2 separate regions of the Homo sapiens genome follow, and region 1 is linked to region 2. A link is a contact called in ENCODE Hi-C or POLR2A ChIA-PET data. All regions are on one chromosome and are shown on one strand. Each heading gives the region's core, a stretch centred on a gene start or an enhancer-like site at or near the end of the contact. The rest is flanking DNA. Distances are from core to core; before and after follow the strand shown.

Region 1 (4,513 bases), core at 972-3,471, 280 kb before region 2:
GGGAGGCTGAGGCAGGAGGATCACTTGAACCCCGGAGTTCAAGGCTGCAATGAGCTATGATCATGCACTGTACTCCAGCCTGGGCAACAGAGTGAAAAACCTGTCCCAGAAAAAAAAAAAAAAAAGGCTACAGGCTAGGGAATGGTGGAAAAGCAAGATAGAAGGAACCTGGGCCCCTGCATGACTGCATGAAGCAGAGCCGCTTGCTAAAAAATAAACTTCTGTCTTGAACCATTGAATTTTGAGACATCTTTATCAGATAAGCTTAATCTTTCATTCTAACTATTTGCAAGAGTCCAGAAGTTTTCTGACTAATTCTACTACCTCTAAGTCATAGTGCCAATCCATACCAAATGTGTAAGATGTTCTCCATTTAATTTTTTTTTTTTTTTGAGACAGAGTCTCTCTCTATCACTCAGGCTGGAGAACAGTGGTGCAGTTACAACTCACTGAGGCCTCGCTTCCCAGGGCCAAGTGATCCTCCCACCTCAACCTCCCAAGTAGCTGGGACTACAGGTGCGCACCACCATTCCCAGCTAATTTTTTTCTACCTTTGGTAGAGATGAGGTCTGATATTGGTTAATGCTGAAATGAGTTAAGATTTGGGGGACTGTTGATAAAGCATGATTGGTTTTGAAATGTGAGGACATGAGATTTGGAGGGGCCAGGGGCAGAATGATATGGTTTGGCTGTGTCCCCACTGAAATCTCAACTTGAGTTGTATCTCCCAGAATTCCCACATGTTGTGGGAGGGACCCAGGGGGAGGTAATTGAATCATGGGGATTGGTCTTTCCCGTGCTATTCTCGTGATAGTGAATAAGTCTCACGATATCCGATGGGTTTATCAGGGGTTTCTGCTTTTGCTTCTTCCTCATTTTCTTTTGCCTCTGCCATGTAAGAAGAGCCTTTCGCCTCTTGCCATGATTCTGAGGCCTCTCCAGCCATGTGGAACTGTTAAGTCCAATTAAACCTCTTTTTCTTCCCAGTCACGGGTATGTCTTTATCAGCAGCGTGAAAACGGACTAATATAGGGTCTTGCTATGTTGTCTAGGCTGAAGACTCCCCAGTTTTAAAGACATTTTAGGAGATCTCTCTGCTCCTGTTTTCTTGAAGGCTGGGCCTACAGCTAGCTCAGAATCAGTAATAATTTTATTACAAAGCTCTATAATAATAATAATAATAATAATTATTATTATTATTGAGAATGAGTCTCACTCTGTTGCCCAGCCTGGAGTGCAATGGCATGATCTCGGCTCACTGCAACCTCCGCCTCCTGGGTTCAAGTGATTCTCCTGCCTCAGTCTCCCCAGTAGCTGGGATTACAGGTGCCCACCACCATGCCCAACTAATTTTTGTATTTTTAGTAGAGACAGGGCATCACCATGTTGGCCAGGCTGGTCTCAAACTCCTGACCTCAAGTGATCTTCCTGCCTCACCCTCCCAAAGTGCTGGGATTACAGGCGTGAGCCACTGCGCCTGGCCTCTATTAATATATACTCAAAACTATCTCATAAAAATGTTTAATTTTCTTCCTCCTTGTACCATCATATTATGATAAATCTTACTCTATTCCTGGAAGGCAGCTGCAACTGGAATGGGTGGGAAGATGGGACAGAAATTAAGACAACTGCAGATAAGGAGGATGCCTGGGGGGACCCACAGGAATCTGAACTTCAACCCTGGCTCAGGAAACAGGGCAGGAAGGCTCAGGGAATACAGACCTGGAGAAAAGGACTAGAGATGCTCAAATGACTCATCATGTGCCTCAGGAAGAGGAATTTTGAAAGTATGGACACTGAGTCTTATGTTTCTAATCTCCAAGAAAACGTGATGCTTTCTAGCTGGCCCACTTCCTCATCAGTTAAGATTTTCACAGAGCCTCTGACATTTAGAAAGCCTATCTCCTGACACCCACCTTTTGGAATGTGGTCCTGGGCAGACTCAGAATTGCTGTTTAAAATGTTTAATTGAGCAGATGGTTTGGAATGTGAGGACTGAATACCCCCTTTTGAAAGCCAAGAGCTACGGGAGTCTATCAGGCATGGGATGGGGGAAGAGGAGAAAACGAAGGAAAGACATCATTCCAAATAGCCACAGGTGGGAAGCCAGAGTGGGGAGGAGGGGTGGCCTCACTTTGTCACACCACTGACCTGAATCACAGGGCAGGGCCGGAAGGGAATGCCAGTTGCAAATCTTGCCACCTCATCTCACAGCTCACCAAATATTACGGCTTCACACATAAAAACCAGAGTGCTAAGCTGCCAGGAGTGTTAAACTCAAGTAGCTGTGACCAGAAGCAGGCAGGCTCTGGGGACAGGAGTGGGGAGGCTGTCACAGCAGGGCCAGCAGCTCCCATTGGACCCTCCCAGCTCTTAGGTAGCAACTGGAACTGAGCAGGAAATGTAGCTGTTGCCCTGAGAGCCACCTCTGCTGCTCGCCTCTCCATGGTGACAGCATTTAGGGGAGTCCTGCACCTCCTTAGCAGGAGCTGGGCTGCCTCTGAGCAGAAAATAAATGCTTTCAAGCCCCATAAATCAATGAAAATTAGCGGGAGTCAAGGTAAAAATCCATCCTCCACCACTTGGATGTTTGAGCCAAGGTTCTTCTCGGTGATTTAGAGCCATGTAATTAGAGTGATCCACTCTCAGTTGCTGTTGTTGTTTTTTCTTCCTCCCTTCTCTTTCCAGACAAAGTCCTCTCCTATGAGGCAGGTTCCCACTGGCCTCTAGCTCCTCTGGCTAGAAACAGGTGTGTGCACCTGTCAGCTTGGCACCTTGATGGATCTCTGTGCTATCTTGGTTCGCCTCCTCCCTGCCTGCCCCTAATGAACAGTCCGCCCCAGGCTAGGTATGAGATGTGGGTGGGGAGACACACCATCCTTCATAGTCGCCCTCTATCCTCCGCAGAAGTAGAGAGGTGTGGCTGTTAATCCTCAGGTGAAATGTGGCCCCATCCCAGAGGTGGAGGAGGGGGCTGGAGTAAAGAGAGCCTCTGACCTCTGAACTGGGGAGAAGATTGATAGTGGCATGAAGGTTTCCCAGCCTTGCGACCCCTGCCGGATTAGGAACATAATCCAGCAGTTGACAGACATGTGAGGTGGGATTCAGAGGAGTTAGTTGCCTGGATTTACATTTTAAAAAGGCCCCAAGGCCCAGAGGGACAACATGACATGAGGAAATGCAGATAGAATTTAGAGTCCCAGAGACAAAGATTCAAATCCCATCTCCATCATTTCTTATCCGTATGACCATGAACAAATTTCATCAGCTCTTTGAGCCTCAGTTTCCACAATTTAATTTTACTTAAAATTAAAATATTGATGCTATCTCACACAGAATTCTAGTGAAGATTAGATGAAGTAATCAATGTAAAGTTCTAGCATATAATGCCTGGAACATAGCATTTTTTCCCAACGCGCTACCTTTCTGCCTCTCAAATCTTCTCCTTGCTCGAGGCTGTACAACAAGCTAGGAAAGGAATTACAACCCTAACCCAGCTCCTGACATCTTGCTCAGGAAGTGACCTATGTGGGGCTCTCAATCTAGATGCTCACTGAATGGCAGAGAAAACAAAATTAGTAGTTTCCTTCAGGAGGCCAACTAGAACATGCCGCCTCTGAAGAGTGAGGAAGCACGACCAGCATGCTGTGAGGTACCTTGCCAGGTTCAATTCCTGCCTCAGTCTTTTTTTTTTTTTTTTTTTTTTTTTTTGAGACAGGGTCTCTTATGCTTTGTCACCCAGGCTGGAGTGCGGTGGTGTGACCATGGCTCACCACAGCCTCAACCTCTCAGGCTCAAGTGATCCACCCACCTTAGCCTCCCAAGTAGCTGGGAGAAACACCCCCAGCTAATTTTAAAAATATTTTGTTGAGACAAGATCTCACTATGTTCCCCGGGCTGGTCTTGAACTCCTGGGCTCAAGAGATCCTCCTGCCTCAGCCTCTCAAAGTGCTGGAATTACAGGCATGAGTCACCACGCTCAGCCCCTCAGCCACTTTTAAGTTATGACCCTGAGCAATTCCCTAAGCTTCGGTATCTCCCAATGTAAAGTGGTTATAATTGTAATTCTTGCCACAGGGTGGCTCTGAGATTCAAAGGAAATAGTGAATGGGAATACCCTTTGCAAATGATTCCGTATGTATAATAAAGTAACAACTTTACTAACAGAATTTCTCTTAGGAAGGGAATTCTGCTTAGAAGAATGCCTTGATGTGCTTAACACATGGCAGATGTGCTCACAACTTCAGAGAAGGGAGAATATTGCTCTGCATGAGAGAGAGAAGAGAAAAAAGAGGAGGAGGAGCAAGGCACCAACGGGATGGAGAGAGGCCAGGTGTGGAGAAGGGAGAAGTGAAACTCCATACCGTTGGATTGACAAATGGGTGTTTAACAACAATGATGCCCATTGTGCCCCTTCAAGTTGTCTGTGCTGCATAATGTAAGCTCTCTCTTTCTCCCCTACAAAATCTTTGAGTATATCTATTAAACTCACAATTTTTAGAACATCAATCAC
Region 2 (5,013 bases), core at 1,335-3,834:
GGCCTCCCAAAGTGCTGGGATTACAGGCGTGGGCCACCACGCCCAGCCCCAAGCAGCATTTTTTGAGAGCTTCTGGCTGTGCCCTCTTATAGGTACTTAACTCATGTGTCCTTTTATTGAATTCTGAGACTTTCTTGTATTTTGCTCTATATCTCTTTTGACCTCTTGGATTTCACATAGATCTGCCCTAGGAGGCAATTCCAAAGATTAATCAGTTAGTACATTTAAAAGTAACCGAGTGCTCACTTTGGCAGCATATATACTAAAATTGGAATGATACAGAGAAGATTAGCATGGCCCCTGTGCAAAGATGACATGCAAATTTGTGAAGCATTCCATGTTTTTGAACTAACGCAGAAACAGAAAACATAATATGGCATTTTCTCACTTATAAGTGGGAGCTACACACTGGGTACACATGGACATAAATATGGCAACAGTAGACACTGGGTAAATGCACGAGGAGGTAGGGAGGGAAGCAAGGGTTGAAAAACTATTATTGGGTACTGTGCTCACTACCTGGATGACAGATTATTCATACTCCAAACCTCAGCATCACACAATATACCTTTGTAACAAACCTACACATGTACCCCGATTCTAAAATAAAAGCTGAAAAACATAAAAATAAAATAAAACCTGCTCATTTTACTCATAAAAAAGTAAATAAGAAATATAGATACTAAAATAATTTTTTGACACCAGGAGTTAGAATAACCACACATCATGCCTGTTTCTTCTTCCAAAAAACAGGGTCTCTTTTTGTGGGGGAGTGAGATAGGAAGACCCAATCTTTCCTCATCCACTTCTGTGCATGTCTGAAGCTCAGAGTATTGGAAACAGCATGGGCTATTCCAACTGAGCAACCTTCAGCAAATTATGTCATTTCATTACACCTCAGTTTCCTAGTCTGTAAAGTGGGGATGATAATAAAACATGCCTCATAGGGATATTGTGGGACTTAGATGTAAAAATGCTTGATACAATGCTGATGAATTTAAAACTGGTTAGGGTTTTGGGGGGCCATTTTTGTTAAAGCATATTCATTTTAATTATTTTGTTTATTATCTGCTTTTTTTTCTTTGTACTACTGACCTAGAACCTCAGAGGTTTTTTTTGTCTTCAGTATAACAGGATTTTCTCCACAGATTTCTGTAACCTGGGTTCACTATAACCTGGATTCACTGGTATTTTTAAAAGACCTTCAAAAATTAGAAGGGCAACATGAGTCTATTGAGGTCTCATGAAAGTTGTCTTCTGTGTTGGTTTGCTAACTACAAATGTGTCATTTCTACCATTTTCTGGGGTCCTTTAGTCTAGCTCCTGTTGCTCATGTTCTGTTTCCTAGCTTCTTACATCACAGCTTGTTGAAGAACTTGATTAAGTACGTTGTGTTCATTCCCTTCCTTTCATCTGTTGTCCAATTTATTTCTCCATGAACAGTTCCATTCAGTTAGTTTAAAGCCATCTGTTTGAGTGCTTTCTATATCTTTGAAATTTTAGATGCTAAATCTATTACTAATGTTTTAGAATTTTTCACCTTTCATATGTTAAGCTAAATTCCTTTATAAGTGAAGCACAATGCAAGAAAAATGTGTGGTATAAGTGTAAACTCAGGTGGATATCAAATGGAACCACGGAAGTTAAAGAATTATATATGCCTGTTCAAGGGACTAATCAAGGAATAGTCATTGAAACCAACTTCCTTGTTAGCATCGGAAGATGACACTTCCTGCCAGACACTACAAACTATCATTTATTGACTGGTTCCTGAAAATTGAGAAGAAGGCAAAAAAGTAACCCAGAAAAGTAAGAAGCTAAGGAAAAGCAGTAATGAACATATTAAAGAAGGCCACAGAAATCAAATGCACAAAAGAGAGGTTCATGAACAGATTTGAAATCCACAATCACCAGACAAGAGAAAACTACCCCCTCCCCAACCTATCTGCAATACCCTCCTCACCTTGGTACATTTGAGGCATTTTAAAGCGTGTGTTTGTGTTTATGTCTGCAGATGCACACACACCAGCCATCTGTGACTGCATTGGAATTGCAGGTGGAATTTGACCATTCCCAGCCTTCAGATGTTAAATTTTCTCCAATCTCATACACCCAATCCCCAGGTTTTTTACATGAGTACTTTAATGAAGGATCCTGCTAAACTTCACCCTGTCTGAAATTCACCCCTGTTAGCTATTAGTCTCTAGGCTCAAGTTGGTTAGGTCCCTCTTTTAAACAGTTGAAAAGAACTTGAATTAAAAGGAAGAGGGAGGATGGGAGAAGTCCATAACTTAACAGGGGGACGATTTGAACAAAAGATGTTTTTTAAAAAACTATTTATTTTCCTTTCAGGATGATTTAGCAAGAGACCAAGCCAGCTGCCTATAATGAAAGTTAGTGGGCACCTGGTTTGTTCTGCAGGGGCTGCAGCCTTTTTGCGTGGAAATTGTGTGGCCTCCTGTGCTATTAGCCTTGTGCTCTGGTGTTGCCAACTGATTTCTCCAATTCTCTTTTCTCAGTGGGCTAGAACGCAGCTGGTTAAATAGGCCGTGACTCACATAAGCTCTCGTGTCTTTTTTATTGACTGCTTTATGGAAATGTATCACACTCCAAAGGGTCCCCATTGTTGTTGCTGTGCATAGCTGACTAAAGAGTCATGTTTAGCATTGAGAGATGGAATCCTATTCTGTCGTTTTTTATTGCTTTTTTTGATGTGGGTGGGATACAAGGGTTTAAAGGAAACTAGATGAAGAGAAAGATATCTGAGAATTTCTTTTATCTTCATCTGCCATGAAAGTTGGGTGGCCATCACTTCTGGGTAACATACTTCTCTGTTGATCTTATCTTTGTGGCCCCATATCCTTCAGCTAAGTGAATCTTTTCTTTATACGGGCTGTTCTGAGAGGTTTAGTTAAGTGTAGTGGTAGGGAGAGATTATGACACTAATGTAATTCTGTTTTGTGCTGATATAATGTAATACACCTTTAGACTTAGCCAAGAGGGCCATTTATTCTCAATAAATCAAAATCATTTTTATTTTTTCATGACGGTGGTGATATCTTTTCTCAGGTAATGAATAAAAAGCTTCTTTTTTTAATTGTATACTTAAATATAAATTGTTTGCCTTAAAATAGCAACTTATACAATTGTTTGCAACTTCTTCCTATTTTTATAACCGTCCTTTAAAGCATATTTTACATACTTTCTATTATGCATTAAGTAGTTCTCTGCAGATCTGTTCGTTTACCAGTAGGTGTGGATCCAGGCATACAAGATTCCTGCCTCATCACCCCATGGCATGGCTAACACTGTTCATCCTCAGGATCACTAGTTCTTGATCAGTAGGACCCTGCGCTGACACTGAAAGAGGAGGTACCTTGCATGCCACTGTGGATTCCCACCTTGGTTATTTGGATTTGTCAGATAGATCATGGAGCTAATGAGATTGAGCTCAGAGCCAACTACATTGAGAACAACTCTGTTATTGAACTCACCACACAGTACCTTGTACACAGAAGACAGTTAGTAGACTAGAGACTGATCTGACCTCATTTCCTAATTTTTTTTCCGTAGACATTCTAAACTGAGCCTATAATCCCATTTTTTCCCACTGCCCATAAGGGGAACCAGGCAAGAGAATTCCTCAATACAGATTCTGTCTAATGAATAAGAAAGCAACATAGACCGGGTGCGGTGGCTCATGCCTGTAATCCCAGCACTTTGGGAGGCCGAGGCGGCTGGATCCCCTGGGGTCAGGAGTTCAAGACCAGCCTGACCAACATGGAGAAACCCCGTCTCTACTAAAAATACAAAAAACTATTCAGGCATGGTGGTGCATGCCTGTAATCCCAGCTACTTGGGAAGCTGGAGCAGGAGAATCGCTTGAACCCGGGAGGTGGAGGTTGCAGTGAGCTGAGATCACACCATTACACTCCAGCCTGGGCGACAAGAGTGAGACTCTGTCTCAAAAAAAAGAAAGAAAGAAAGCAACATAACACATCTTACTGACTATACACAAAAACACACCATATAAAAAGCTGTTTCCAGCTCTATTCCTTTTCAGAATCTTGTTAGTGAATGACCAAGAGAAAAAATTCAGCAGCTCCTTTGGTACCCAATTTTAGCAAACTGAGTTTGACTCTTGGGGAGAGAAGGTGGTGATGGTGCTATCCCTTGTCTCCTAGAATTAGTGACTTAGAGTTACATCTCTGCTGTATTATGTCTTTGTTTCCTTAGTGGTGGCATTCTTGGGTTTCAGTTGGTGGGGAGAGAAAAACCTCATGCTGATAATGTACTGAAAGTAAATGAAATTAAATAAGCGAAGCAGTGCTCATCACTACTTCCTCCCCCCTGGGTAATTCAATTCAAGCTCTCTCTCTGATGGCAACTCACAGGGGCTGTCTCTGTCACCCCGCTGGGGCCTGGAGTCTTAACATCTAAATAAAAGTTTCACTCAGGCATTTTTTATGCTCCTGCCAGCAGGATCAGTGAGCTGGTGTGGGCACATTAATGTAATATTCATACTCACAGACTCTCCCTGCACACGAGGCAATGTCTTCCCATTTTCATAATTATAGATGTTCCATAAAATGGCATTTAAATTTGCATTAAAAAAAGGAGGTTTGAATTCTAATAGAACGTTTAACATGTCTTTTATGATTCAGACTCTTGGCATCTTTGACAAGGAGCTGTGTCTCTAAGTTTAACAAGACCTTTAAAAAGAAAAGAAAAAAAAAACCTGTGGAAAGAAGAGATGGAAACTCCCAGCTTATGGGATCGTGTTTTCCTCATCTCCCTATGTCTTTCATTTAATTTTTAGGCCTCCAGGAGCAATTTTTTTTTTTAAGAGGCAGAGTCTCGCTCTGTCCCCAGGCTGTTGTGAAGTGGTTCAATCACAGCTCACTGCAGCCTTGAACTCCTGGACTCAAGAGATCCTCCTACCTCAGCCTCCAAGTAGCTGGGACTACAGGTTTGTGCCACCACACCTGGCCTCCCCAGGAGCAATTTTTTGAC

The links. Hi-C counts contacts between places; a loop is a spot of excess contacts on that map. ChIA-PET counts read pairs that join two places held with the same protein, here RNA polymerase II (POLR2A).
Region 1: a map of Caco-2 shows a loop between it and region 2 (3-fold over the local background). The contact joins two enhancer-like sites. A Hi-C loop is called at or near these places in 1 of 168 maps with a recorded cell type or tissue (Caco-2). POLR2A ChIA-PET finds 5 or more read pairs at or near these places in 1 of 52 experiments (activated T-cell).

Annotation. Positions count from the first base shown.
Region 1 is chr17:48,470,404-48,474,916 of GRCh38, reverse strand. No RefSeq gene overlaps it. Among named protein-coding and RNA genes, the nearest start is that of SKAP1, 42 kb to the right of the region's middle. Within about 2 kb of position 2,221, at least 7 of the 41 ENCODE cell types and tissues checked have a DNase peak (open chromatin) inside an H3K27ac peak, as active enhancers do.
Region 2 is chr17:48,192,012-48,197,024 of GRCh38, reverse strand. The region is part of intron 4 of SKAP1 (src kinase associated phosphoprotein 1); the gene reads left to right. It also overlaps the pseudogene RNU6-1152P. Among named protein-coding and RNA genes, the nearest start is that of MIR1203, 38 kb to the right of the region's middle. RefSeq lists an enhancer at 4,239-4,856. Within about 2 kb of position 2,584, at least 2 of the 41 ENCODE cell types and tissues checked have a DNase peak (open chromatin) inside an H3K27ac peak, as active enhancers do.